Regions from separate parts of the Homo sapiens genome. Here region 1 is linked to region 2. A link is a loop called in an ENCODE intact Hi-C map of the cell type or tissue named here. Cell type or tissue: IMR-90. All regions are shown on one strand. Links, peaks and the distances in the headings refer to the core of each region. The heading gives the core; the rest is flanking DNA. Region 1 has its middle 140 kb from the start of NECTIN3. Region 2 has its middle 200 kb from the start of CD96.

Region 1 (15,826 bases), core at 3,561-8,560, 130 kb after region 2:
CAAAGGGAGTGGGGCGACAGCTCATCTCATTACATTTGGCTGAGAGCATCTTCATCTTCTAAAGTAAGGGGACCAAGATAAGAAACTATCTTTAAAAGAACATCCTGAGACGTTTCTCCTTCTTCCCTAAGAAAAATTCCTGAGTTCTCATTGTCTTTGAGATCCTGCGTCACATCACATCCATGAGATATTTGAATCTTCCTGGAATTCAAGAAAGAACAGTTCATACTTCGAAGATCAAGATCTTAGAGATAAAGGAGACCTTATAAAGAAGAGGGGGTACTTACCCACCCAGTGTGGTTCAAAAGCCTCTGGGAAGCCCCCTGAAGTTTCTCCCTCTCTGCCTACTCCATAGTTAGAATTGATTATTTAGATACTTGCTTCAAGTAATTTGTAATTTGAGATAAACTGTCTTTAGTTGACCTTTGAAAAAAAATGAAACTACCACTGATAAATAGGAGAGGATAGATGTAATTTTTAAAAATGGTCTTCAAATATATAGAGTGTTTTAAAAGCTTAGAAGTGAAAACACGAAAGCTCCTTTAGGAGTAGGGTTAGAGATGGCTGAAAGCCGCCAGCCTGCTAGTCCATAGGTGGTAAAGTAATTATGCACAAAGTTATCCAGGAGCAAGGGCATCAGAGGGAAGACTGCTGCCAAATTTAGGTTGGAGTAATTCAGCCTGAGTTGAGAGGGAATCCCGGGCAAGACTTCATGGATTCTCCAGGGCTTTCTCAGGACAGTCAGCCATAAGTACAGTGCTATAAGAAACAGAAGTGCTGGGACAGCTTGATTTCATGCATTTTTTTTAACTCAAAAGAAGCATTTTACTAAATATAACTAAATATGATCTAATTTGTATATTTTAAAGACTTTTCCAAGACAAATTGAGGAAAAGTATCCTTATTCCACATGTCCTGGTTTGAGGTTAGGAAAATATAGCCTTTATAGTAAAGAATGCATAATTCAGAGCTGAGCAACTCAGTGCCAAGGGAAAAGGACTGATGTTGGGCTACAAGCTGAGGCGAGTGTGGGAGTCCTAGGGGTAGAGGATGCCTCACCCAACTAGAATGTGGGAGAGAGGCAAGGAGCTCAAAGCTTGCCTGCAAGGCCTTCCAACTGGAGCAAGTCAGCTCCAACAGGGAGGAAGGGAGGATCCTGGAGCAGTGTTTTACACTATAGTTGCAGTGTGGCTCAACACACCAGACCACATGTGGGCCCAACTCTGAAGGCATCTGAGGTTTGCCTCCTTTCTTACTTGAGGACCTGACTCCTCCATCCAACTATCCATTCTCTTACTCTTCACACAAAAGACTCCAGGGCAGTTTTTCTAGGATTTTACTTAAAAAAGTTTGTTTCAGGGAAAATGAAATAACTTTAAAACAGTCAGAAGACACCTTTTGTTCTTGAAGTTCAAAATTACTTTCCGTCTTCCTGGGTATGTCTTGAGTCCATTTGCACTTCCTTTAGTGAGAAGCTCCACAGTTTATGCCATTTTCATATCCAGAGAGGGAGGACCTGATATAGTGAGCCTACTCTGTACACTTTTCTCTGGAACTCTAGCAAGAATCATGAGGACATGATGGTCAAAGTTAGCTGTTCAGTTTAAATTCCAGCACTCTTATTGCATGGGTGTGTTAGTCTGTTCTCACACTACTATAAAGACATACCTGAGACTGGGTAATTTACAAAGGAAAGAGGTTTAATTGACTCACATTTCTGCATGGCTAAGGAGGCCTCAGGAAACTTACAATCATGGCAGAAGGGGAAGCGAACACATCCTTCTTCACATGATGGCACGAAGGAGAAGTGCTGAGCAAAAGGGGGAAAAGCCCCTTATAAAACCATCAGATCTCATGAGAACTCACTATCACAAGAACAGCAGCATGGGGGTTACCACCCCTATGATTCAATTACTCCCACTGGATCCCTCTTATGACATGTGGGGATTATGGGATCTATAATTCAAGATGAGATTTGTGTGGGGACACAGCCAAACCATATCAATGGGTTCATCTCAACAAAGGCAATTTTATACCACTATGATTGTCATACTGAATCCCTTGAGAGTTTCCCTTTAACATGAAAAAATAAGAGTTACATACATAAGCTAAGAAGTTGAAAGGCTGTAATAACCTCAAGCAGTGTAATAAGAAAACTCACTGGAAGATGGACATTACTATTTTACTTGACTATTTCTCCTATCAACCACTGGAGGATCCATGACTCAACAGCTCCAGCAGCTAAAAATGCTTACATTGAATTCAAAGTCTAACTATCTATGTGTTTTTTAATTCTATTTTTGAGGTTATAAATGTAATACATGTTTATTACAGAAAATCTGAGAAAACATAGAAACATTAAAATAAAAATCTATTCTAACCCCATAAAGGAGTGCTGTTAATGTTTTAATGTAGTGACCTCAGCCTTATTTATAGAATATACACATACACAAACACATGAACACACTGTACCACTGTGACATAACCAACATCACAGAATATAGCATTTTGAATTTTACTGTTTTCACTTAATATTATCAACATTTCCCATGCTTTAAAATATTATTGGAAAACATTTCAATGGCTGCATAATGTTCCACAGTATAAATGTATCATTATATATTAACTTTTCCCTATTAATGAGTTTTTGTATTGTTTCTCGATATTTGCTATTTTAAATAATAATTTAATAAACATCTTGATACTTGAATCTTTGACTGTTTTGCTATATCCTTAGGGTAGGTTGCTAAGTGGGAAATTATTGGGTCAGAGAGTATGGGCTTTTCAGAAAAATGTGTTAGTTTATATTCCTAGAAGCAGTGTATGAGAGTTTATATTATCCCATTTTCAATACTGAATATTATAATTTAAAAATTCTTTATTACTACAAGGAGTGAAAAATGGACAATTCATTATTGTTTAAAGCTTTTTAGTTTTAAAGAGGTTTCCTTTTCATAGAGGAAAGAGTATAATTGAGTGTATAGCATATTTTCTTCAAACCATGTATAGTAGGCCTACCCATAGGGCTTCCCTTAAATATCATAAATGGAACCATTTGGTAGTAACTATGATACTCTCAGTGCAAAGCACACCCTCAGAGTTTCAAGAGAAACTTACCAGACTCTGAGAGTGTGCTTTGCAGAATCAACACATCAGAACGTCAGCTGCAAAAAAAAAGAAGATGGGGCAGTTCTTAAGCCCAGGGCATCACCATGGAAAGGCCAGACTGTAGTCAGAACTCCCGCTCTAGCAGGAGGACTTTGGACACTGAGAAAGAAGATGCTGGAAGATAGAAAATAGTCTTAGAAGATGTGGAAGGAATTGAAACAAACACTGTTTAGTAGCTCCTTTTGCTGAAGATGTTCCTATTGAGAAGAAAGCTTACGAAGTTTGCTGAAGTAGGCAGAAATCATCAAACACTCATATAGCAGTGGGTATCAGAGTGAGATGCTTGCTGGTAATGAAACAGGTCAGACCTACTATCTGGCGAGCCAGCCTCCTGTCAAGCAGCAGATGGTAGAAAGATGTCCATCGAGGAAGGCACAGCATGCCATCTGGAGGATAAGGTGGCAGCTCTTACCCAAGCAGAGAGCACTTAGCAGGGAGGAGTATCTTGAGTGATCCCTGATGGGTGTATATGACCCTAATAGGGCATGGAGAGCTAAATACACTGTCTGCCCAAATGTGAGTCTAGGTCAGGGTGTTTCAACATGCAAAAGCAGACCCTGAGCCCTTGTCTGTGGCTCACGAGAAGGACCAGCAAGGGTAAGGGGGACACTGGATAACCTGAAGATCTAGACAAGTTATCAGGTCAGGCCCTTGGGTCCAGGACATCCAAACAGTAGGCCAGTTACTAGTGTTCATGTCAAGCTACAGGCTGGCAGAAAATATCCTCAATATGTATGACATTGATTCAACACGTTCTACTGCCAAGGCCTGAGATTGGGCCCAGAGCCTGCAAATGGGTGGGGGATGAGAGGTCTCAGCTACGGTATCTGAGAAGACTGAGATGGCAAGACTTAGGACTGAGAAGACTGAATTGGCAGGGAGCCAGGAATGTCTTCAGAGAAAACAAGGATGCTGCTATCAAGGACACCCCAGAAGAAACTCAAAATATTGCATTTCATTGTCACCATTCGAGCTCCTGAAGAACTGCAAACTTCAAACGATAAAATAAATTTATGGGTGAGGAAAAAACAGGTATATTAGAAGAGGTCCAGGAGGGATTGAACAAAAACTGCAAATGTTTACTAGACGAAGAGGAATGAAATGACCAGCCAAAATGAAGTGTGCATTAATACCAGCAAGGGGGGATCAAAAGCAGGAGATGGATGGGTAGGGACACATTTTTTTTTAAAGCCTGCTAGTAAATCAAGAGCATGAGATTCATGATGACTTTAAAATGGCTAAGGTATTGAACTGATTTCCTTAATCTGTCTTTAATAAGGAAATGGAACCAAACAGCCATTTCAATTAGGTGGTAATGTAGAGTTTGCAAAAATGTCCACAGCTGGTAAGGAAACCTGGAGCCTGTATAAATATGCAGCTCAGCAGATGTTGATGAGATTCATCCTTGAAAATGATGCCTGCAAATAACCCACACAAAGCAGAAAAGGGGCAGCCAGAGTGGGAGAGAGCAGGAAGAATGGGGAAGGAATGAGAAAGGCAGCCAGCTATTTGGCACCTAGAGGAGTGCCACACAGGGTGCTGGAGGAGATAGGTATTATGTATGTGAAATCTATAGGATATCTTCACTACAGTCCTAGAAGGCAGGCATTAAAGTGTGTTACAATCCCAGGAAATACTCATTTGGAGAAGTAGTTCAGAACACAGGTAAGGAATTGTAGGTGGCAGTTAGCATCACCATGTTTTTCCATGTGTCTTTAATATATTCAATAGGTTGCCAGGTCACTATGACAAAGCTTAGTTTTGAACACTCTATGTTAGATTTTGTGCTTTCTAGCAAACACTTGCCAAACACATATTACATGTCTCATCTTTGTGGAGTGGATAAAGAATGCAAAAGTACATATCCAGTCCCAGCCTTTGTGAGCTTATGAACTTATGGAAGCACTAAATAATAAATCAGCAAATAGTGCAAAATGATGTAAGCCAAGCCAAACTGTGAGCATGTGAGGTGCAGGTTCACAGAGCCAAGCCAAAGAACGAAGGTGCTCACACTGGCTTTCAACATTAGAGAAGACACAGAGCAGGTGGCACTTGAAATAGGCTTTCAGGATGGAAAGATCTAGGCAAAAAAGAGAGGGCGGGCTTTTCTTGCAGAGGTTAGATTAGCAGGTAGTATGTGTGGGGGAGGGAGGAATAAAACAAATGGACTGGAATAGAGAGCTCATGCTGGGAAGTGGAAGGGGACCAAGTAGAAAGGAAGACTGCCAAGCTGCAAAAGGAGTACTAGAAAAAACAACAGAACATGATTTGGTCAGCAAGGAGTTATTTGGTGTTCTGGAGTAGGAAAGCAACATGAGAAAAGTGGATTTTTAGGAAGACTGAATCAGCCCTTGGGAGGCAGAAAGGATTAGAGCATGGATTGTTAGGAGGGTATGCCTTCAAAGTAAACTCTTCCCTTTTCCTGCTGCCATTGTGATCTAAATTACCACAGTCTCAGCTAAATGCTTGAACTGGTCTCTTAACTGGACTCCCTGCCGCTGTCACTTCCACCTTTGGTCAATTTCAACAGGGCAGCCAGAGTGATCCTGTTAAAGTATAAGTAGATTACATCATTCCTCTGTTAAGAACCCTCCAATAGCTCCTCTCGCACTCAAGGAGAAGCCCAAGTCCATACAATGCCCCTCAAAGGAGTACCTAATCCAGCTCCCACCTCCCATTCCTTCCCAGACCTCATCTGCTATTTGTCCCCTCAGTCCTTGCCATTCTTCAAATATGGTGGGCATAGCCCTGCTGCAGGACTTTTGCACTTGCTGCTCTGCTTAGATAATTCATAATTCTTCCCTCGAATGCAGGACTCCTACCCCTCTATCAGGTCTTCATTTAAAGATCAACTCATCAGTGAGGCCTGTCCTGACCTCCCACCCCCATTCCCAATCTAAAACTGTTTCCCCTTCCCTTGTTTTTTGCACTTATTACTCTCTGGCACCCTCCCATGAGTTTAAAAACTCCATAATCCATGGAATGACATATGCATGTGGTTACTCATATATATATATATATATATATATATATTTCATTAAACTGTTTACTGTCTCTTCCCTCCACTGCCCCCCTGAGGCAGAGATTGTTGTTTGTTTTGTTCGTTGCCATATTCTCAGTACCTAGACAGGAACTTTGCAGGCATTCAATCACATTTATTGAATTGATGGAGGAATGAATGCAGGAAAATCACAGTAAGGTGAGAATGGTTGCAGATATAAAGTGGATGAGAGCTGAAGAATGGAGGCAAGGGAGGTAACTACAGAGAGACTGCATAAAGATGCCAGAGCCTTTGAATGACTGTAGGAAGAATTAAGAAAATGCATGTCTCTTCAGCAGAAGCACTACCATTGCTCAACATGTCTGATGGGCTGATAAGGCCAGAGTTTTATGAAGGGGAATCATCTCTGAAGCATGATAAACATCTGAATGAGACCCATTAAGTGACTTGCTATATGAATAAATCTCAACTTTTTCTTTTCAGGATATTCCTAATGAGGTTTTGAAACACATACTTTCCCCCATTCTATCTTTAATTCTGCTTGATATCACTGCACAAGCACTCATTTTAATACTAGTTAGAATTCTAAAATCAATACTAGTATGTTTTCACTTTGAGAGCTCATTTTTAAGGTAGCATTTTGAGGCTTTTTATTACAAGTATTATAATTCATTGTTTTACAATTAGAAATGTCAAGGAACCTCACATATGTGGAACTTGAAAATAAAACAAATACATATATGAGATGAGTAATATGAAGGAAAGGAAAATGAATGTGAGAGTGAAAAATATTGAGAATAAAACTAAGAATGGATGGGGCCAATTATTTTTCCTAAAGTGCTGTTATAAACAAACATTTGTGGGACTGGAATTGAGGTTAGATCGATGCAAGACAAAGCAAATGGGATGGGGGCAGGGGAAAGTGTGCTCTGAGATGGAAGGAGAGGACCTAGGGGGAGGCTCTGCATCAAATGCTTAACATCCTATTGGCATCTTCTGTCAATATATGGTCCATATGGCCTAAAGACAGACTGGGAAGCTTAGAGGGCCTGACAAATTAAGAGAAGGGGTAGGGATGGAGGTACCAGCATGACGGCATCCTTTACGTATGTGAAGCAGGGTTTTAATCAGTCCATACACTTAGGTGTGCAGGAAATATCATATCTCTTTATTTTCTCCCACTAAACTTCTTCTAAATCCATGCCCCCATACAAGAAAGTGAGCTGGAAATCCAAAGCTATTCTTGCAGCAATGTTCTTATGCTTACCTTTTCTATTTCAGGATTGTGCCAGAGTCCTGGGATCCCACACAGCATGGTGGTGGGGTGTCAATTGGAAATTACTGCTCAGACAGCTGGGTGTCAGCCCATGTGTCTCTTTAGGCCGACCACTGTGTAGTTTCCTGGCCGGGGACTAGAACACAGGACAGCCCAGCCTTCTATATTTACTCAGTAACCTCTCCCTCTGAGGCTCTGCTACATACACAGGGAAATAGGGAAATATGAGACAACATGCTTGTCTATATTTCTTGTGAGACCTTTTATTTAGTTCCAGAGAAATTGTTTTCTCTTCAAACTCTATTTTCAGGACAATGGCTTTAAGATCGGGGGAAATTAAGAAAGGAATGGGACAAATATCTCCTAAGAGGAAACATAAAAGGGGGAACAGGTAGGGAGAAAACATAAGTTAATAAATTAAATGTCATTTTGCCGTTTATAGAACCTCCCTATCCTGTAAATAAATTAATAGTAGCCCAACAGAATGAAAGTAGCTCCAACCTCCTTGAATTCCTCTCCTGGTGTGGTAGACATGGAAATGCGCTGGCCACATCCCCCTTCAAGGGAAGACTTGTTGCTCCTCCTCTCAGCCCTTCCTGTGGTAGCTCACATCCAGACTGAGGGAGGCAGAGGTATCAAAGTCTGGCTATTTCAGCCCAATATGGAACAACTCAGATGGGCCACACCTGCTCCAGAACTCATTGCTGGGGTGGATCAGGGCTTCATGGACCTGTACCAGTTCTTCTGTCTCTCTGCCTAATCTTGCCTCCTGACCCTCCCTTCCACAATTGTTTATCCGTAGAAAAATATCCTTTGTGCCACACTCCATTTCCACATCTGCTACTTGAGAACTCAACCTAAAAACATTTAAGAGTGGCCCTAGAAAATAACTAAAATGATGGGATTTTGGAGCCAAATCCCTACCCACCTAACAGGCAATGAGGACCTAATCGGTGATAGATAAAATACAGCCATCCCTTGGCACTAATTGACAGTCCAGTGGGTGGTCAAATGGAATAGTATGTCCACAGAAGAGAATGCACTAGCAGGTGAGATTTATCAGGTGTACGAGAAGTGAGGGGGAAATAGTAACTCTAAGGACAATGGGATTACATGAGTATTGCTGAGGGCCATTGATATCCTCGATAATAAAAAGATGCAGGCAATAGGCAACTGAGAGCTAAATATGTAAGCCATGAGATTTCCCTGGTAGTTTTCAGAGAGGTGTTCATTTCCTACAGCAGGAGGGTAGAGGAGCTGAGGGTCGAGCTCAGAGCTAAAGATAGTACTGATTTCTAGATACAGTTAAATGCCCAACTATGGCAGAACTGTTACTCCAGCCATGGTTGGGGAAAAACAGGACCCTGACACTCGGGATAGGAACATCTAGGACGATTCCCTGAAAATGCTGAATCTTAAGGTGATGAACTCTCTTGGTTTTCCAGTGACAGGGGAGTTTCCTGTGATGTGGGGTTTTCAGTGCTAAAACTGAGGCAGTACTGGGCAAACTGGGGCTGTTGTTCACTCTACAATGCCTCTGAATTCTTTGAGCCTGGAGAAGTGGCCTATCCTCCGTACTTAAAGCTAGCATTTCCTTCTTGCTTAAAAACAATGCTCTCTCTTTCCTCCAAGACAGCACATACCCCGCTCTCAATATCCGCCCCCCACCCCCCGACCTCTCCTCCTGCCTACTAGGTGTATAAGTAGGATTAATTCATAATCAGCCCAGGACACGCTGAGCCTGATAAGGGAAAAAAGGCACTCTATTCCAAAGAAGCTGCAAGTCCTAGCCAATATATACTGGCAGATGTCAGGGCAGTACCAGCGGGACTAGATTTTGAGGCTGCTTGACCAAGAGGAGTTGGAACATAAGATTGGAGAAGGGAAAGTTTATTGATTTGGGAACACTCTCCAGAGACACAGGATTTACACCTTGGCAAGGCCCCCAGGAAATGGTGTCACCTTGCTACTAGGATGGCTCCTAGCAGCATGGAAAAGGCAATGGCCCATACTAAGCAAAGATGGAGTGCCAGAATTTCCCTGGCAGATGGAAGAATGGCTTAAAAGGCTCAGGGAAGTGGATATATTAGACTGGAAGTATTATATATTTATGTGAGGCCCCAATACCCTCCAAAGGACTATGTTTCACAGAAAGGCACAGAGGACACACCATTTACTAAGGCCATGAGGAATACACAGGTGAGGGGATTCAGCCTCACTAAAATGTTAAGCAATGAGGAAAGGATCTCAAATGGATAACAGCAGTGATGATAGGACCCCAATATAAGAGGCCAGGTAATGATGTGTAACTGCCTGAAGCAAGGCAGGTGGATACAATTATCCTAATGAGTGGTAAGGTTGGAGTGGCAGCAAAAGGGGCCTAATGTGCAGTTATGGAGATGATTACAGTGGTTCCTGGACCAGGAGCATCACCACCTCCTGGGAACTACTTAGAAATGCAAATTCTCAGGATCCTCCCCAGGCCTATGGAATCAGAAACTCTGGGGCTAGGACCCAGCAATCTGTGGTTTAACAAGCTCTTCAGGTTATTCCAATGCAAGCTAGTTTGAGAACCACTGAATTAATAGAACACGGCCTCTCAAGGATTACAAAGGTAGACAGGTAACAGAATTTGTCATTTTGTACCATCAGAAGAAATTGAGGGATATTTAATAAGGAAGCTGGAAGCTGATAAATAGAAAGTCAAAAGGTTTTGCCATTTCTGAACTTGAGACAGTTTTCAGACCTATAATTTACTGAATGACCACAGGTCTCCACGACGAAGGACCTTGCAGAACCACAGCAAGTATTCATGACAAGAATTTCCCCTGTTCTTGTCCAAAGAAACATATAGTTATTTATTTAGGCAGCTGTACACTGGGGATGCCAAACATTTCAAGGACTCTTGGGCCCAAGTTGACATTGATAGTTGGAGTCCCTAAGTGTCATTACACCCTCCCTTCATTAGAATGAGCACATACAGGAAGCTGGTAATCAATGCAGCCCTGAAGACCCACTTGATGGTCACTTCCCCAGTCAAAGGTATAGACACACCTGATAGTTGGCACAATATCCACATAGGTCCTTGGCCTGTGATTAAGAGTTAACATAATGAGGAAGTCAAAATGGAAGTCCCTAAAACTGCCTCCCTGCTGAGTCAAATAGTAGATATATAATATTATCGCCTCCCAGGAGAGATGGCAGAAATTGTGCTACACCTAAGCCTTTAAAAGGTGATGGTCCCTATCATATTTCCATCAAATTCACCCGTCCAGTTCTTGAAGAAACTAGATGGACCCTGGAGGATGATAGTAGATTCCCATGAACTCAAAGTAATATCCCCAATTATATCCATTGTGCTAAATGTGGTATCTTTACTAGAGCAGATTAATATGGCATATGTGGGCATGGATATACCAAGTATTATTTTCTAGTCTGATCAAAAAAGAGGATCAAAAAGAGTTCATATCCATGTGGAATGGGTGACAATATACCTTCACAATTTTGACTCAGGACTATATTAACTCCACTGCCTGTTTCATAATGTAGTCAAGAGAAACCTGGAATCATTGAACATCCCAGGGAACACCTCACTGATCCACCATATCAGTAGTGGGATGGGCTTAGAATTGGCATGACACATGTACTCCAGGGGGTGGGAGACAAATATTCCAGAGCCTGAAATGTCAGCAAAATATTCAGAAATCCAGTGACCAGAGGTAGCTAGAATATTTCCTCTAAAGTGAAAAATAAATCATTGCCTCTTGCACCTTCCAGCATAAAAAAGCAAGTTCGAGGTGTGGGAGGCCTCTTCAGGTCCTGAAGGTGCATATTTCACACCTGGGAATACTGCTTCCAACAGCTATAGGGAGTGGAATCCTCTGTGGCCAGAACAAAGAATGGGAGAGCGGTGGATGTTTCTGTAAACCATCTGCAGGAGAAAATAAGATTGCCTGAAAACACACCAATGCCACAGGCCATGCCTTCATATTACACTAAATCAAAAGTAGTGATTCTTTGGATTAGGGTGTAGGGCACAGACCTTGGGTGTTGAACTCAGCACGGTGACAATCACTCTGACGTGCTCCAGTATTTACAGGGATAACAAGGCTGACTTTGGAAAGCAGGACTATGCCAGGAAATCCAGGACATCTGGCTGATTCACAGCAGGGCACATCTGTGCTAGAATGTCCTTTGCATTTTAGAAAAGACTGCTTTTTCTTTAGCCAAGAGAAGAACAGGATAGTTTGCAGATAAAGTCACAAATTGTTCAAGTCCCTTTGCCCTGCATATTCCTACTTGGGAATTTACAAATTTGGGAAATCAGTAATTGAGTTCTGATTAAATGATCAGGATGTCTCTTGACAATAAATAGTTCTACCTCTTCTACACTGAACAAGGTAAGATAAATACAGGTGAAAGCATCAATCCTTCACTGAACTTTTGGCTTTAACACCAGTAGGAAGGGAAGTATTTAGAAAAGGTTGTGGGAGCCCCAAGAGATTGTGGATAAAAAGGATTGGTTATTCTTAAATATAGAACATGAATCTCCATTTAGAAACATATTAGACCAGAATTTCAAAGGGCTATTTAATTTTTATTTTTTAGAGACAGTCTCATTCTGTCACCCAGGCTGGGAGGCAGTGGAGAAATCACAGCTCACTGCAGCCTTGACCTCCTGGGCTCAAGTGATCCTCCCGAGTAGCTGGGACTACAGGTACATGCTCCCTTACCTGGCTAATTTTTCTTTTTTTTTTTTTAAAGATGGGGTCTTACTATATTGCCCAGTGCCCAGGCACACCTTGACCTCCTGGGCTCAAGCAATCCTCCCGAGTAGCTGAGACTACAGGAACATACCTCTATACCTGGCCAATCCTTCCTTCCTCCCTCTTTTTTTTTTTTCCCAGAGATAGGGTCTCACTATATTGCCCAGGCACACCTTGAACTTCTGGGCTCAAGTGATCCTCCTGCCTTGGCCTCCTAAAGTGCTGGGATTACAGGTGTGAGCCACCTTGCCTGACTTCAAGGGGTTATTTAAAATATGAGATAAGAACTGTTTATTTTTTGGATAATTCACCCTCTAATCTCAAGAGCTTTCTTGAAGCAATTTCAGAAGGTGTAGAACAATTTTTTTCCATGCATATTGCTGTTTTGGTAGAAACAGAAGTCTAAAGTTGAGGCTTTTCCTGGAACCTCTGGAAAAAAGAAACTCACAGGCAAAATGTCTGACTGCATATTGCATATCTAACTGCTCAGACAAATCTTCTCCAACTTTTGACTCTCACTGTTGAACTCTTGCACAAACCATCCATATGTATGGAATGTCTGTTCTGTTGCTTGCATGGCTATTTCCCATCTATTCAACACCCAACTGCAGGGTAAATGCACATGAAAGCAATAATTTAGTGTACCCTGAGAATGACCCTGTATGGCATATGTACCTGAATGTGTTTTCCAAGCTAGAGAATCCAAGAGTGGCCAACCTGGAGATTTGTTCCTTGTCTATAAGGAACATCTGAGCCCCTAACCCATCCTATGGAACACCAGCCATACAGGGGATTGAGGCCCTAAGTTTGGGTTGAATGAAGTTGACAGATGAAGGTTGTTAGGTAAAGGGTACTAAGTGAGAATGTTATATAAACACCTTTTGCAAGCGGTTGCAGTTCTTCTGCCCAGCTGCCACTCTCTCCCCAGTATGTAAGCCCCAGTGAAACCCCCTGTCTTGTTTGCTGGCCCCAAGTCTCTTCTTCAGCCTCTCGAATGTGGTGCCATCTCCATTACAGTCAACAGGGGTTTGGCACAACACCAAGGTACATGTTCCAGGAAGTTTTCTGGATGGATCAGAACATGTTAACTTCTGTTGCTTTGCCTTTATTCCAGTGTGGTTTTTTGTTTATAAAACATTTTTGGGAGGATGCACGTTTATATACTTATTTTACCTTGTGGAAATGTAGTTATGATTTCAGAGTAATGAAGGCTGAGAAAAAGCAAAAGGCTATCTGGGAGTTTCATAATACAATGAGAAGAGGCAAATATTCTCCCTCCCACTGGATGCTTGTAGGAATGGAGACCAACGACAGCTTTGAAGATGTTAGCTATATTTAGTGATTACTATATGTCATGCAGTCAGAAGTGGTTACATCAATAATGTGCTAGAGTCAGCTGGGACCAGCTTGCAAGTGCTGATAGTGCACATCCCTTCTCAGCTTCAGGTTCAGTGGTGTCATGCTGGTAGCTTAAAACTGGCCCTGGTGATATCAGGTACACCATGGAAATCAGCAAATGACGCAACTCAAGGTTTTTGTTTGTTTGTTTTTGTTTTTAAACCCAGCAAGTCGATTTATCAGCACTCTACCTTGTACATTCTTTTTAATCTTCCATATCTATCTTTAATAGGTTCATGCTTTCTTCTACATTTTTTAACATATAGAGTGTATTTATGATACCTATTTTAGTGTGTTTGTCTACTAATTCTATCCTCTAGGTCAGAGGTTGGCTAGCCATGGGCCAAATCCAGCCTACAGCCTATTTTCATACAGTTTATATTTATAAGCTAAGAATGGCTTTATCTTCTTAACGGGTTGTAGAAAACAAACATCACTAGCCATCAGGAAAATTCAAATAAAAAACACAATGCAATCCCACTTTCCACTTACTAGAATGGCTATAATAATAATAAAAAAGAGATAATAACACACGGTGAGAATGTGAAGAAAGTAGAGCCCCCATTCACTGTTGGTGGAAATATAAAATGGTGCAGCAGCTTTGGAAAACAGTTTGGCAGTTCCTCAAAAAGTTAAACAACAGAGTTGCCATATGATCCAGCAATTAGATACCTAGGTATAGATGCAAAAGAAATAAAACATGTGTTCACCCCAAAACTGGTACACAAATGTTCATAGCAGCATTATTCATAATTCATAATTATTTCCAAAAAGTGAATGACCCAAAAGTCCACCAAGTGATGAGTAGATAAAATGTGATATATATCCATACAATGGAATATTCTTCAGCAATATAAGGAAATGATACATACTACAACATGGATGAACTTCAGAAATATTAAGTAAAAGATGCCAGTCACAAAGAATTATGTAGTATCTGATCCCATTTATATAACATGTCAAGAATAGGCAAATCCACAGAGATGGAAAGGAGATTGGTGGTTGCCAGGGACTTGAAGGAGAGGTGGATGACTGCTAATGTGCATGGGTTTCCTTCTGGAGTGATGAAAATATTTTAAAATTGATTGTGGTAATGGTTGTACAACTCTGTGAATATACCAAAACCACTGAATTTAACACTTTAAAAAGATGAATTCTATAGTATCTAAGAAGTTATTTTTAAAAAAGCAGTCCCTAGACTCTGGGATTTCTAAGACCAGTAAAGCATCCCCAAATCAAAGTTCAGGAATCTATTATAGATGCCAACTTTTCTTTTTTGGGGGTTGGAGTGGGGGAGGGGGACCAGTAAATGAGAACATTTAGTGATCATTAAGCAGCAATATAATTTTATAAAAGAAAAGACATTTTAACTCCTAAGGATTAATCAGGAATAAGCAATAATTATTTAAGTGGAATAAATGTAGCTTCACTAAAAAGGTATTAAGTAATTGTAAGTAATTACAATAATAAGTAACATCATATTAAAAAAATTTTCCAATGCTCCTTGAAGCATAAAAGCATTTCTACTATTATTTTTAAAATCTTTTTAAAAAGGACTAAAGTATAGAAACTTAGTTGCCATAAAAGATGTTCTTTAAATCTTAAATTTAAATTTTATAGTCATGTAATTAGGTTAATTTTTACATGTATTTTAATTTACTGATAATAATGTAAATGAAAAATCTTAGTTGATAAAAACTTTATTTAAAACATGTAAAGAATCATATAGTTCAAAACTGCAAAAATAAAAGACAATTTCTTGTAACTTAAAAATAAAGTATATATCTAGAAACCACCACATTAACATCTACTATTTATAGTACAATCTCCAATTCAAAGCTAATCTTTGTATTTCTGTATTTTGCAACTTTTGAGCTAGAATCTTCCTCCCTATCCAACTATACTGTTATGTAACCCCATTGTTTTAACATTTAACAATACAACTTGGGTATTCTCTGACAAGCAAGAATATATACTATTGATCACTTCTATACACAAAATAAAAACAGTTCAAATGACTAGAAACTAATTTTACAAAAGAAAAAAAAACAGGTTAGTAAAACATTTCTTTTGAAAACAATGGGTGAATTAGTATTCTGAATTGAGCTAGAGCACATTTTTGCTTGAAGACTCTCCATATTAGGCACTATGCATTTATATAGTACAGAACATTTGCAAAATGCTTTTCACCATTTATTAGGACTCACAACACCTGGG
Region 2 (15,826 bases), core at 6,657-11,656:
CATATTTGTTTCTCTCTACCTGATTTCTCCAGAATTTGAAAACTAGTTATCAATATTCTTAGGTCAATATAGTTATTTGGATAAGTACAATAAGGATGTTTTCTTTTGTAACAGGACACAATTCAAGAAACTGGTTATTTTACCAAGGCTTTGACTAGAATGGCATGTTTTCCTTTAATGCATTACACTTGACTTACAGAGCCAATAAAATTCCCTTGGGAAAACTAGCCTCATACCTTGTCTACACAGACCTTGTGCAGGGTTTCCAACCTGTGGTAAGTACAGAATGTCACTTTATGACAGGCCCAGGAGCTCTAAGTTATCTTGGGACCTCAAGAGGAGAGAATTTACGTAACTCATAGGTATTTGAAGGTATAAGTCCATGTCTGAGCTTGGCTCTAAAAAAGTCTTATCTGAGATTCCTTCTATGGAACAAAGTTCCATCTAAGTCAATTTTAAAATCCTATGTGAAAAATAATTATTCTTGCTGCACTTTATACAAATAATCAGGCCAAGTATAATAAAACAAATCAGTCTTACCATGATTTGTCTTTAGTAAAAATGGAAAGCTGGGAAGAGAAAAATTATGCTTCAAGAACTATGGTATATTTGTTATTGGATTCCAGTCTCATCAGTTGTTTCTAAGATTTTTCCTGCAATTTAGAATGACTGCTTGTCCTGTGAACAAGCCAGTGATCTCTCACCGTAGCTCAGTAGAAACAAGAGAGATGGGTAATGTAAAAATCCAGATCACTATTCTAATTCTGGACACATATTGGAATCAGTTAGGAACCCCATATGAGCTTGGTTCCAGCAGTTGCCCAGTTCATGGAAAGCCTTCTTGTTTAGTTTACTTGGGATAATTTTGCTTATTTTGCTTTACTGTTGTGGAATATATTGCTGCTATACTCTTTGTTTGGGAATGCAGGATAACTTACTGAATATTTTTAAAATTTAACACTTATTAATCTTCCGGATATTACCTTTTGTTGGAATTCAAGAGTTATGAATGGCCATCAGCATACCAATGCTTTCTGACTGAGCTCCTCCCTACCCTGAATACAAGAGACCCTAACAGTTAGGCAGGAATATCATTGCTCCTATTCAGTCTGAAGAAGTTACAGAAGATGGGTCTTTGTCCCTCTATAACTCTCAGGATTAAGGGTTTTCTTATAAAATGGGGTGGGGAGATACATCAGAGGCATTTGAATCAGAGCAACTCCATCTTCAATAGGGGCTGGGTAAAATGAGGCTGAGACCGACTGGGCTGCATTCCCAGAAGGTTAGGCATTCTAAGTCATAGGATGAGCTAGGAGGTTGGCACAAGATACAGGTCACAAAGTCCTTGCTGATAAAACAGCATGTGGTAAAGAAGCCAGCCAAAACCCATCAACACGAAGATGGTGACAAAAGTGACCTCTGTACATCCTCACTGCTCATTATACGTGAATTATAATGCGTTAGCATACTAAAAAATACTCCCTCCAGCATCATGACAGTTTACAGATGCCATGAACACATCAGGAAGTTACTATATATGGTCTAAAAAGGGGAGGAACACTCAGTTCTGGGAATTGCCTATTAATTCCCAGAAAACTCATTAATCCACCCCTTGTTTAGCATATAATCAAGAAGTAACAATAAGTATCCTTAGTTGAGCAGCTCAAGGCACTGCCCTGCCTATGGAGTGGCGATTCTCTATAGCAGCAGTGGTTCTTTCCTGGAATATTGACCCCTTGGGGACACAACATTCCTGTACAGCTTCAGAGAAGGGATTTTGAAGTTGGACAGATATGGGATTAATCTCAGCTCTTCTCTGAGTCTCAGTTTCATCACCTATAAAATGAGAGTAATTTTAATACTTACCTTACATCACTTTATGAGTACAAAATTAGAAAAATCTATGTAGAATTCCTAGCACAGTTCTTGACTAATAACTAAAAGCACACATGGTCAATAAATGTTAGCTATAATTGATAGCACTTATATTAGTTTCCTATTGGCTGCCATAACAAATTATCATAAATGCCGTGGCTAAAAGCAGCATACATTTATTTTCTTAGAGTTTCAGAGGCCAGAAGTTTATAATGGGTTTCACTGGGCTAAAATCAGGTGTTGGTAGGACATAGCCCAGGAGACTCCAATTGAGAATCCATTTCCTTATATTTCACAGCTGTTAGTGACTGGTTGTATTTTTAGGTTTGTAGCTCCTTTCTCCATTTTCAAAGTCAGTGGCATAGGATTCCTCTCTCTCTGCTTCCCTCCACTTTCTTCAAATAGCCTTCTCTTCTATGTCAAATTTCCCTTTGCCTGCTTCTCATAAGGATGCTTGTCGTTGCATTTAGGGTCCACCTAAATAAACCAGAATAATCTCCTAGTTTCAAGACATTTAACTTAATTACATCTGCAAAGTGTCTTTTGCTATATAAGGTAATTTTCATGGTTCCAGGGATTAGGACCCTGGATATTTTAGGGAGCTATTATTCAGCTGACCACGCTGCTATTATTATTATTATTATTAAAGTTGATGGTTAAAATAGATAATTGGTGGTTATATACAAAAATAAATACCCAATCAATGTATATAGTATCTCTGAAAAATGCATAGTGCTTACAATCTACTACTGCAGATCAAAAAATCCTTATAGGTTAAGCTTCTACTAAACTTACACACTTGATGAAAAAGGACTACAGAATCCTAACTTCTATTTAACTCAAAGGGAAAAAATCCCTTGCGCTTTCCAGGAAACAAGTTGAGTCAGATTATATTTTCTGAAGATAAGTGAAAGCGCTCAAGAAGGTCCAAAGATGATAGCTTACCTTACAGAAGTGAGCAGCTATTGATTCTTTAACTGACATGGTCAGACATGGTTGCATCCTTTCTCTTCTACCATGCAAAATCACAGCAAGATCTAGCTGTGTTTGAAGCTACCAATGAAGGTAAGTTGGGAGACATTAGGTTTATTTCAAACCTAGATGCCACTTCTTAAATTTGTCAATGTGCTCTATTGAAAGAAACACAAAAGGTCTGCTGTTATCTTACAGATCTTCGCCAGATCTCTATGTTTTGCATTTGCTGGCAAATTTTGCCATTTATTTTCCATCCAACATGACTTCCTTGATTGAGGGGCAGTGGGATTGGAAAATAATTCTGAAGCATATGAAAAATTAATAAGAGAAATTATAATTGCAAACAGTTCTGCAGAGTGTATTCCTCTAAGCATGTCATTAAACAGTATTTTTACATAAAGCCTCTACATTCCAATTTTTTTCCTATAGCTCAAAGAAAAAACAAACAACCAAAAATTGGAAGGAAACTGTACATTTCTGAATTTCAAAACAAGTCTGGAAAGTTTTCTTCATCATGACATGCAGATTATCATTTGTTCAAATTATAAACTCCAAAATTGGGGATATTGACATATGAGATAATCAGAGCAAGTAATGCAGTCAATGGTGTGTGTGTGTGTCTGTGTGTGTGTGTGTGTGTGTGTGTGTGTGTGACAGAGAGAGAGAGAGAGAATTAGGAAAAAAAGAAAAAAGAGATGGGGGAAAGAAAGAATTATTTAAAAGCAAGTGCTTTTTAAAAACCCATTTTCTTCCCAAATGATTTAGTGAATACTATAATTGTGATTAAAGTAAAAAACAAAAGAGGAAATCAGAATTAGCTTCCAAAGTGTTTTGCGTCCAGTCTAGGCAACTCTGACACAGCAGACTATTAATATAACTTGACACTAGAGCAATGCTCTTCTATAATAATCTCAAACATCACAAATAAGTGTGACTGTCTTCAATGTATGGAAAGCAATACACTGAGTAAATAATTACACGTGCAGTTGAATTAGGAATGAGCCCACATCTTGAGTTTTGAAATAAAATTATATCAATCCAGAGCAGCCCCTGGCATTTGTCCTGGTCCCTTGCCCCACACTCTTTCTCAAGGAGGTGGAAGGGACAAGTTCAGTGCAGGGTCCAGGGGTGGTAGGGAGAATTCACCCAAGTCAGTGTAACAAAGGGAAGGTAGAAAAGGATACTTCACCTCACACTGCTAAAACTTTGTGTTCTACTTTAGAAGATTACCCTGTTCTGCATATGCAGATTCCAGAGAAAAAGCAACCTTGGGGAAAGGTCATTACAGGCTTATCAAAAAATACTATAAAACATAATTAACAAACAACAATATTATTTTCTTCCTCTGTAGCATAGCCACATAATATTCCCAGGCTTGGGGATGGTGGCAATCAAGGAAAATGTATTACCCTCTTTCAGGCTCAGGTTCTTAAACAACTGGTATTCTCTGAGCTATGGAATGCCTTGTTCTACCTCTCCAGGTTGGGCATTTATGACTATAATTGACTGGGAGGTGTAATGTTCAAGAACTTCTTAACAGGTAACCAAAAGGAGAAATTAGCATGAGTTTCTCACTTGTTCAGGAGCCCGCAGTTTCCATAAAAGTGCCCCCTGAATAATGACCAAGTTATCATATCTAAGTATCTTATGAAATTATTAAACTCAACTACAATTACTACAGCTAATAAAGTGCAACTGAAGAGCACATAGCAGCAGTAATTGTGTGGCAGAATGATTAAACAGCAGGCTGCAATAATTATTCCAATCCATCTTCAGAGATGGAGTTGAAGCTCTAACAATCAAATCAATCAATTAGTGAAAAAGAGCACTGAGGGGGAAACATCAATGAAAAACAAGTTTTCACAACAAAGCAATAAATCAATTTCAGATAACCGTGATGCATCATTGTACAAAAAAGTGGTATGATACCAGTTATTGCAATTAAATACTAAAGCAATGTTTTCATTGTCTGTAATTCCAGCTCAAACTGGAGAAGGACATAATTTTTGCCAGCCTTTGTGGAATTTAAATAAATACTCAGGATTCAATTTAGATGTTTAAGACTAATGCCAAACCAAATCTCCTTTTTCAATAAGCCTCAAGTTCCTCCTACTTTCTTCTGCCAGACACTCAAACAACCTTGGGTAATAGACTTCATGCTCAGCCTAGAAAAAAAGTCAGGGGTTCTCTGTATTGTATTTTACAACTTCCAAAGCATTTTGCCATATTATCTATGGATTTTCTAGACAAGTTTCAAGGGAGGTAGCAAAAGTATATATTTTTAATTTATCTGTTTTACAGAGAGGCATACTGAGTGTATTGGTCTGTTTTCATGCTGCTGATAAAGACATACCTGAGACTGGGAAATTTACAAGAGAAAGTTTTATTGGACTTAAACAGTTCCATGTGGCTGGGGAGGCCTCACAATCATGGTGGAAGGTGAAAGGCACATCTCACATGGTGGCAGACAAGGGAAGACAGCTTGTGAAGGGACACTCCTCTTTAAAATCATCAGATCTCCTGAGACTCACTATCATGAGAACAGTGCAGGAAAGACCTGCCCTAATAATAGAATCATCTCCCACTGGGTTCCTCACATGACACATGGGAATTGTGGGAGTTACAAGTCAAGATGAGATTTGGGTGAAGACACAGCCAAACCATACCAAACCACATCATTCTGCCCTATTCTCTCCCAAATCTCACATTTCCTCACATTTCAAAACCAATCATGCCTTCCCAACAGTCCCCCAAAATCTTAACTAATTTCAGCATTAACTCAAAAGTCCACAGTCTAATGTCTCATCTGAGACAAGGAAGGTCCCTTCTGCCTATGAACCTGTAAAATAAAAAGCAAGTTAGTTACTTCCTAGATACAATGGGGGTACAGAGATTGGGTAAATACTACTGTTCCAAATGGGAGAAATTGGCCAAAACAAAGCGCTACAGGTCCCATGCAATTCTGAAATCCAGTGGAGCAGCCAAATCTTAAAGATTCAAAATGATCTCCTTTGACTCCAAGTCTCACATCCAGGTCATGCTGATGCAATAGGTTGGTTCCCATGTTCTTGGGCATCTCCACCCCTATGGCTTTGCAGGGTACAGCCTCCCTCCCGGCTGCTTGCACAGGCTGCTGTTGAGTGTCTGCAGCTTTTCTGGGTGCACGATGCAAGCTCACAGTGGATCTACCATTCTGGGGTCTGGAGGATGGTTGCCCTCTTCTCACAGCTTTAATAGGTGGTGCCCCAGTAGGGATTCTCACCCCACATTTCCCTTTCCCATTTCCCTAGCAGAGGTTCTCCATGAAGGCCCCACCCCTGCAGCAAACTTCTTCCTGGACATTCAGGTGTTTCCATAGATCTTCTGAAATCTAGGCAGAGGTTCCCAAGCCTCAATTCTGGACTTCTGTGCACTTACAGGCTCAACATCACATGGAGGCTGCCAAGGCCTGGGGCTTGCACCCTCAGAAGCAACAGCTTGAACTCTACATTGGCCCCTTTCAGCCATGGCTGGAGCAGCTAGGATGCAGGATACCAAGTCTCTAGGCTGTACACAGCATGGGGACCCTGGGCCAGGCCCACAAAACCATTTTCTCCTAGGCCTCAGGCCTTTGATGGAGAGGCTGCTGTAAAGACCTCTGACATGCCCTGGAGACATTTTCCCCATTGTCTTGGGGATTGGCATTCAGTTCCTTATTACTTATGCAAATTTCTGCAGCCAACTTGAATTCCTCCCCAGAAAATGGGGTTTTCTTTTCTATCACATTGTCAGGCTGTAAATTTTCCAAAGTCTCATGTTCTGCTTTCCTTATAAAACTGAATGCCTTTAACAGCACCCAAGTCACCTCTTGAATGCTTTGCTGCTTGGAAATTTCTTCCACTAGATACTTTAAATCATCTCTCTTGAGTTCAAAGTTCCACAAATCTTTAGGGCAGGGGCAAAATGCCACCAGGCTCTTTGCTAAAACATAACAAGAGTCACCTTTGCTCCAGTTCCCAACAAGTTCGTCATCTCCATTTGAGACTACCTCAGTCTGGAACTTTTTGTTGATAACACTATCAGCATTTTTGTCAAAGCCCTTAACAAGTCTCTAGGAAGTTCCAAACTTTCCCACAATTTCCTGTCTTCTTTTGAGCCCTTCAAACTGTTCCAACCTCTGCCTGTTACCTAGTTCCAAAGTCACTTCCACATTTTTGGGTATCGTTTCAGCAATGCCCCACTCTACTGGTAGGAATTTACTGTACTGGACTGTTTTCATGCTGCTGATAAAGACATACCCGAGACTAGGAAATTTACAAAAGAAAGAGGTTTTTTGGACTTACAGTTCCATGTGGCTGAGAAGGCCTCACAATCATGGTGGAAGGTGAAAGGCACATCTCACATGGTGGCAGACAAGAGAAGAGAGCTTGTGCAGGGAAACTCCTCTTTTTAAAGCCATCAGATCTCATGAGATTCACTATCATGAGAATAGCACAGGAAAGACCCACTCCCATAATTCAATCACATCCTACTGGGGTCCTCTTGCGACATGTGGGAATTGTGGAAGTTGCAATTCAAGGTGAGGTTTGGGTGGGGACACAGCCAAACCATATCACTAAGACTCAGAGAAGTAACTTTTCCAAGGCCACGTAGATGGTGAATCAAACAAAGATAGGGCCATGTGTCTTCCTACCTCAATTACTCTATACTGCTTGGATGGCTACTAAAATTCAGAGGAAAGAATTTAAGGAAAACTCCCAAAGTCATCTTCTCCCTGTAGGTAGCTGCAAGAGACTGAAGTCAGCATGGAGAGATGCTGAGTGGTCACAAGGAGAGCTTAGTGCAGACCTCTGAGATACAGGCCCACCCTTGAATAGGCCACAATGGTCTTAAAATGACACCTCTTAGGGCCACTCTAGATGTGACTGGAGCCTCCAAGGCTCAGTCTGGTGCAGGCTTCTGCTTCTTGTATTGTCCTAAAAGGGATTTTGACAGTATCTTTGAGCCATTTCTGTTGTAATGCTGATTAACAACATCTACTTATACCATTGACTGAATACTTAGAATGTGCTAGTCGCTGTGTTAAGTCTATTACATATATTATCTCAAGTTAATTCACAAAAATACATTCACAAATGAGTATGAAATGTAGCTTGTGAACTATATTCAAAAATGAGTATGAACATCCCCTTTTATATATTTTTTTAATTCAAGCTCAGAAAAGTTAACTTTTGCAAAGTTACAGGGCAAGTAAATGGTGAAGTCAAACCTCATACTCAAGTTTTTTACTCTGTGTCAAACTGCTTCTCACTTAACACTTCATTTCCAACATTTTGGTTGTTTAATTAGTTATGTATAATACAAGAGATATTAGCATTTCTCATTGGCATCACCTTCCAAACATTTCAAAAGAGTATTTCTTTTGATCTCATTTTCCAAGCAAAATTCAAAATTAGTGGGTACAGAAAAGATGAATATGAATTTCTCCTGGGTGGTTTATAAAATCTACCCATAATTTTAAAAACTGAAGTTATTAAATAATGGCAGGAAAGTGATGTGTTATGGGTTCCCAAGATCACAGCCAGGTTAAGTGACCTGCTAGAACTTATATGACTCAGCATAAAGTTGTACTCATGGCTATGCTTTATTGTAGAGGAAGGATACAAAAATATCAGCCAAGTGAAAATGTGCATGAAGTCCAGAGAAAAACAGATTCAAGCTTCCAAGAGTCTCCTCCTCCCAGGAGAATGATGCTTGATACACTGAATTCCTCTAGCAACAAATTATGACAATGCACATGAAATGTTGCCTATCAGAGAAGTTCATTAGAGATCCAGTGCCCAAAGTTTTTACCTAGAGCTGGCCACTTAGACTCCATCTACTAAACACATATCAAAATTCCAGACTCCCAGAAGGCACACAGACATTCAACATAAATTACATTATTTGCACAGTTTAGGCACAGTGAGGCTTTCTTATCAGAAATGATAGGAATCTTCCAAAAACCTAAGTTTCCATGCTTTAGGCAAAGGCTAACTTTATAAGCAGGACTTCAATGATTGGAAAGACTGCTATGCTAACATTTTTCTAAGCAGATGACTTTTGTCATGATTTTTCATATTATTTTTTTCTTCTCCATCTTCCTTTCCTTCCTTCTTTCCTTCTGTTTATAAGAACCGGAAACCAAGACTGTTGGGATCCATTTTCGCTAATGCATTAGGTAAGTCAGACATGCATTTCCACCTTGCATTTCCTGGTTAGCTTGCCACCTTTCTTACAAAAGTCTGGTCATGATTTCTTCTGAGAATCAAACTCTCTGGAATCTCAACCTCATGGTCTCTCTCATTTCTCTCAGTAGCTTCCAGGCACCGAAGAATCCTGTTTTGGAGCTTCCAACCTAGGTGTCCCTCTTAGTGGGAAGAACTATTTGATATCTTCCCTTGATGACTCACAGGACTCACTGTTCATATAGAGTTCCCAGGAATTCAATATTGCTCATGGAGGGAGTTCAGATATACATATTCTCTTGCAAAATTATCAGTCCCTTCTAAGGCCTCAAACAGAAGCACTAGGTGGCGCTCTGGATTGGCCCTTTAAAATACAAGGCAGGCAAGGAATATTGCCTCCAGGGAGAAGCAGATAACATGAAGGGAAAGTACAGACTGGAGGGCAAGGAAGAATGAGAGAAAGTAGTTTAAAGAAAGAGACAAAAACAGAGCCAAAAGGCATCCTCAGGTTAGGGTGATCCTAAGTCAGAGGAGATTCAGAGCTGAAATGGTAATAAAACCCAAAAGTCATGAGAGAGAGAGAAACGTTACTTCATAAGTCTCTTCATTGAGTGTGGATCTTTGAATGTGTGAATAGTTCACACATTCAACCAGCCTGATTATCCTGTGTAGGAGGAATAAATAATTATTTAAGAGAATATCTACAAATGAACCTGTTAACACCACACAGATACTAGCCAATTATTAACCGGTTGTTTGAATTGAAATACATTTTTATTTATCTTCAGTTCAGTTTGATTTGTGTATATCTACTCTTATGGGTACTGAAAAACAAATCATAGAGTTTTTGCTATGGGGTGGGGGGCATTTTTTGTTTTGTTTTGTCTTTTGTTTTGTTTTGTTTGAGACCGAGTCTCGCTCTGTCGCCCAGGCTGGAGTGCAGTGGCACGATCTCGGCTCACTGCAAGCTCCACCTCCCGGGTTCACGCCATTCTCCTGCCTCAGCCTCCCGAGTAGCTGGGACTACAGGCGCCCGCCACCGCGCCCAGCTAATTGTTTTTGTATTTTTAGTAGAGACGGGGTTTCACCGTGTTAGCCAGGATGGTCTCAATCTCCTGACCTCATTTTGTTTGTTTTCTTGAAAAAGATTTACTGCTTAAACTGTGAAAAACAATAGCCTTACTTTCAACATGCCTCCCTCTTTTGTCTTCCTCTTTCCTCCCCAGGATCTGTTTTTTGCCACCTCCTCCATCCCACCCTTTCTGTTCCCCTTCTCCTTCCCTTGATGCCCAAGTTCCTACAATATCTGGTGACTTCTGCCCCCTCCTCTCTTCCAGCCACATTCCCTGTTTTGTAAGTCCTTGAAATAAATGGCATTTCTTCGTTAGGGGTTGGACCTTACTTAGGTCCTTGTTGGAAATACTTTATTCTACCCATGGCTAGGAGCCTCCATGAAATCAGGCAAATGCCCATTCAGCTATGTCAGCTGAATATTGTCTTAGACTTAGCATGTTGATAAAAAATGAGATTTTTTTTGTAATTTAAAATTGGAGTTGTTATGAGAAAACAACTCTGCAAAACCATGTTTAAAGATTTTCCTATAGTGTTGCCTGCTTAACGGGTATTCAGAGAGAAAAGGCCAGCAGCCAAGGGGTTTCTGAAAGGAGCTGAAAGCTGCTGATCCAGTTCAAAAGGGACAGAGAGGATTTTTAAAACAAATTTTATGCAAAATAAAAACCATCCCAGTGAGAACCTTAAAAAGAGGGACTCTAACTGACTTTTCATAAGGCAGCCAGGTACTCTCCACTCTTCGGTGGTGAGCTTACTGTGTGACAATCCTTTTTTACTGTGGTTTTGACTCACAGGGGAGACAGTCAGAAATAAAGAAGGGAAGAGCCAGTATTTTGATGTCTGTCTGCAAAAGGATGTGGAACTGCCTCATTCTGATAAGGAAACTGCTAAATGAAGACAGCTGCAGGCTCTTTTAAACTCAAAGATACGTGTAGCCTGGAAAGGACTGAAGCAAGACAGCTAGTTGGAAAAAGCAGTGCAAATGAAGGCAATGCATTCTCCACCCCTCCCTGTTCAGATTTTCTGTTTGCCCAGAGTTTCTGAGGCTAATAAAAGTTGAAAATCACTTTGCACCTCAAATTAGATAACAAGTGACATAAACATTAATTTCATGGACTCTGTATATAAGTACCAGGAACTCTTCACAGAACATTTGTTAACTAAATTTTTATTATTTATGTAATTCATAATTATTCTAAAATAGCAAAATTTAACGTGATCATGTGTATCTATCTATATTCCCAGTTGGAACTGACAAAGATTTAAATGTAGCCAATTATCAGAATCACTAGGAAATTTTAGTAGAAATTTCTAGGCTTACTTCCAGAAATTCTTCTGCAGTAGGTCACAGATCTCTGTGTTTTTGAAAATCTAAGCTATTGACTTTCATACAAATCAGGTTTGGTATTCTCTGAATATCACTACTAGCATTCCAAGTTACCAGAATTGCAAATATAGTTTAAAACAGAGCTTCTATAATTAATATGCACATTATTCATCCAGGAATATTGTTAAAATGTAGATTCTGGTTAGTATCTCTGGGATTGAGAATAGATTCTGCATTTCTAACAAATTTCCAAAGGATGCTGACATTGTTAGTTTTTACACTTTGAGAGTAGCTACACAGTAGACTAAGCCCGCAAAATCTCAGAGACTGAACACACTGAATGCTTGCTTCTCACTCATGGAAAGCCTGGTGTGGATTGGTTGCTTCTTCTGCACCTCATAGCTATGACATTTGAAACCTTTGGCCTCCAAAGTTACCAGAATAGGAGATGAAAGGGATGGAGGTTGGTACTGTGGCTCTTAAGTGCCTCAATCTAGAAACAATGCATGACATTTACCAGTACTAGGCATGTGGCCCTAAATTAACTGCAAAGGAGGCTGAGTAATATAGAGAAGCTCATGTAAATTTGGTGTTAGTGGCGTCTGCCACAGGGATCTACTGTTGGACCTAAATAGTTAAAATTTTAAAATATCTAATGGATAAATGCTTGGTTTTATCTTTGTTTGCTAATTGTGTTTTAGTCTAAACTACACCATGCCACCAGAATAAAATCCCTTCCTCTTTGATTCACTTGGCTGCATAGAGTCATTATTTTGTCGACTATATGAACCCCAGGAAGCATGATAATATGATCCATTATTATATTCTATATAAAGTTATATTATGTTGAATTATAACATTTGCATTCAATAACATATTTGTATTTGGAATAAAAATACTAAAAGCAGGAAATTCCCAATAAGTGTATCATGGAAATAATGGTGGGCTTGCAAATCCAGAGAGCAGGTAAGCAGAATCATCAAATATAACACAATTCACTTCAAGTCCTCTGTTCAGACTGGATCCCTTCACTTAGTTGCATACTCACCTCCTTCCATCCTCTTTGATAACCAACATTCAGAACACCCTTTCTAGCTTTCCTGGCTTAGGTAAGTAACTTAGCTTTGTTGAGTCTCAGTGTCTTCATGGGTAAAATGGGAATTTAGAAACTATGCCTCATAAGATTGTCATAGTGACAGAATAGTCAATAAATATTCCCCTCTTAGAAACAGATTCTAAACAAAATGGAAAAACTTAAAGTAGGAGAAAGGGTAGATGCGAATACATTTAGGGAACTGCTCTGAATTTCATTATGCCTTGGTTTCATGAATCAATGTTTATAAGTATAAATATTATACATGGAGGAAATGTTGAGACAATTGTCAGATCATCTAGGTGAGACCCATGGAGACAAGGAGATCCTCACTGGTGACTGGAAGATCAGTGTTAATAAAATAGAAATCTCTCAGTGCCCCTTCAGTACTATGATTCTATAATAATAACATTATTTCAATCACATGATTCCCACTTTTTTCCTACAAAGATTGATGTTTTTACATAAGCTTAGTGACTCCCCTTGTTTTGTTCCCCAAAGCTTGTATAATGTCTTTGCAGAAAGTTTTTTACTATATATTTAATTATTACATAATGTTATTTTGATGAACATTCTGATTTCTAGATGACAGAGATTTTTAATGTTTGAAAGCTTATAGAATACTTTGTTAATTAAAAAAACTATAAGCCCCTCTTTCTTAGAAAAATTCACATTATCTGTACACATAAATTGGTATATATAATCTCAAGAGGTTCACAGACCTCCAATTCCTTATATGAATTCTCTGCCCTGTAGTGACAACTTGGTCAGCTTTTTAAAATTTACCAATAAATGCTATTAATATGCAGGAAATACAAGTGTTTCTGACAGAATGAAGCAAGTAATCCCACAAACATTCATGGGATGACCAGAAAGCCTAGGAAAATCCCAAGATAATAGGATACCTTTTACATTTTCCCCAAATTTCTTGCCCCTGCTGCACTTTTTCTAAAACGGAGATTTTCTCTTTCCATCACATCTTCTGTGAAGCCTTCCTTGATGCTACCAAATAAAATTAATCTTTTCTCCATTATATATCACCTATCAGGGAGTCAGCATGTGGAGGCAACGGTTTATACATCTCTACATCTTCAGCGTCTGATCCAGAAAATGGTAGATAGTGAGCATTGAGTATTTATTTAACTCTGCTGAATGGCAGGCCACATTGATCTTATTGAAAATTTTTTTTGTGTGTAGCCCATCAGAGGCAGAATAAGCAGAACATTCCTGACAGACTACATCACCAGCCCCTCCTTTGCCAGATCATGCCTAGCTCAGCATGGAACAACTATTAGTCAAATTAAATTAAATTTCATTTAATATGCTTGTCTCATTTCTTCTGACAAAGAAGTTAATTATACAATAATCTAAAACAAAAGACACGTTCTTTAAATTTATATGAAAATTGGAGCGAGCAGAAAGAAGTGAGCAGCATCATACAGAGAGTCCATTCCAGTTATACAATTGAGACTCTATGACTGAGGTTTTCCATTTATCTCAAAAGCTTGCAATAAAGTTTCATTTTGGCGTGGAAGTGTCACTATTGGTCTCTGGAGGAGAACAATCAGGAATCAGAAGAATAAACAGATTGTTAGATTTTGAGGCACATTATCAGAAAAATACAAAGCATCCAGTTAAATTTGCATTTCAGGTAAAACAACAAATAACTTTTTAGTATAAATATGTCCCAAATATTACATAGAATATATTTATCCAAAAACCTTTGTTAATTCACCTGAAATTAAGATTTAATAGACATCCTCTCTTTTTATTTGCATAATCTAGCAACCCTAATTTGAGGGCCAAATCCTCACAACCAAAAAAAAGAAAAAAAAAAAAAAAGCTCTGCAGTATCACCATTCTCATCCCCTCCCTGAGAATCCTTTTTGAACAACTTTCATTTGCGTTTTCATTTACCATGTTCCAAAGACATTGCTTTCACCTCTAAGTAGCTAGTTTTTCCTGATGGCAGCCTGTAAGCCTGTAACTTCCCATATCGTTTACATCTGTGGTAATTGCATTTCTAAGAAACATAAGATTCTCAGCAATTCTGTTTTCCACTTTTTCCCCAATGGGTGGTTTACAAGGAAGAGGGGCTAGTGCCGAATATTCTTGGCTGTCGCTCCTGAGCTCTCCTCCTTGCTGGTATGTGTTGTGTGAGGATGCCAGCTGTCACCCTGTGGTTGTCTGGTGGGGCTATCCCTTTGGGGAAGAGCAGACAGTCCCCCCTCAAAGAGGGGAAAGGCCCCCAGAGGTCAGCAAAGGCCAACACCTGTTGGGTTTTGAGAGTGTTCCAAAGTGAATTCAAAAGGCCTTGCCTTGCTATTTATATTGGGAAAGGACAAAAGGGACTTAAAATCTTGAGACAGCTGATCAAGACACAGCACACTTACATATTGGCGAAAGAGAACAGATGTGGCTTCTGATGAACTATGTATAGGATCAACCTGGGAGTTCCCCTCAATCATTTTGATGGATATAGAGCATCAGCACATGTGTCAACTCTCCATGGGTCACTGCATGGATTTCTCTGTTTGTTTTTTGTTTTGTTTTGTTTTTGGTTTCCATATGAACCAAATATCCTGGGTTTATTTTGCCCCAGTATATTGAACAACATGACATTTTAGTGGTATTCCATTCTAAGTTTGAATCTTGCTAAACTATCCATCACTTTCTTTGACAGTGTTGGTGGTCTTAGTGGTATTTTGAGAAAATAAGCAAAGGTCAAAAAGCATATGAGGCTCTGTGACCAAAATTATAACATTTTAGTAAAATATTTACTAAACTGTTTATTTTTTTTTTTTGAATGTCTGCTTATCTGTCCCAAATGTGCCTAATACCACATTAAGACCAGTGTATTTAGTGGAATGCCTAGGGGAAGTTTTAAGCTTGGAAAATAACTAGGACCTTCTAGTTCTTGATAATCATCAGGACCTAAAATAAGGGTCACATTTACTTCAAAGAAGTACTAGTGCAGTAAGATCAAAGGTTCATCTTGCGCCAGCCTTCACGGCAAGCTGAATTGTACTAATGGCCTTACAACATATGGAAGAGCAATCTGTATCATTCTACTGAAAAAGGATGCACATCACAGCTCTTTGTAAATGGATTTTCAAGCTTATTCCTAGTATTCCCTGGCATAGATCTGATATTGTTACATGCCTTTGCACCATGTTATTACTGCTTGGAAACCACCATAAATGTTTTCCTCAACTTTTTCACTTGACAAACTCTGACTTTTTTTGAAGACACAACTCAAATATCACATCTATTCAGTAT

What was found. Hi-C counts contacts between places; a loop is a spot of excess contacts. Peaks named below come from ENCODE experiments on the same cell type or tissue, not always from the same donor. Only the 100,000 strongest peaks of a DNase experiment are listed, where the experiment ranks them.
Region 1: a loop joins it to region 2, with 5 times the contacts of the local background. A loop is called at or near these places in 9 of 110 quality-filtered maps.

The regions. Positions count from the first base shown.
Region 1 is chr3:111,200,912-111,216,737 of GRCh38, reverse strand. No RefSeq gene overlaps it. Among named protein-coding and RNA genes, the nearest start is that of NECTIN3, 140 kb to the right of the region's middle. RefSeq lists an enhancer at 5,295-5,925. In IMR-90, for the core only: a CTCF peak has its summit at 6,233 (motif pointing left); a DNase peak (open chromatin) is centred at 6,547; H3K27ac peaks cover 297 bases.
Region 2 is chr3:111,331,835-111,347,660 of GRCh38, reverse strand. No RefSeq gene overlaps it. Among named protein-coding and RNA genes, the nearest start is that of CD96, 200 kb to the left of the region's middle. In IMR-90, for the core only: a CTCF peak has its summit at 9,399 (motif pointing right); a DNase peak (open chromatin) is centred at 9,400.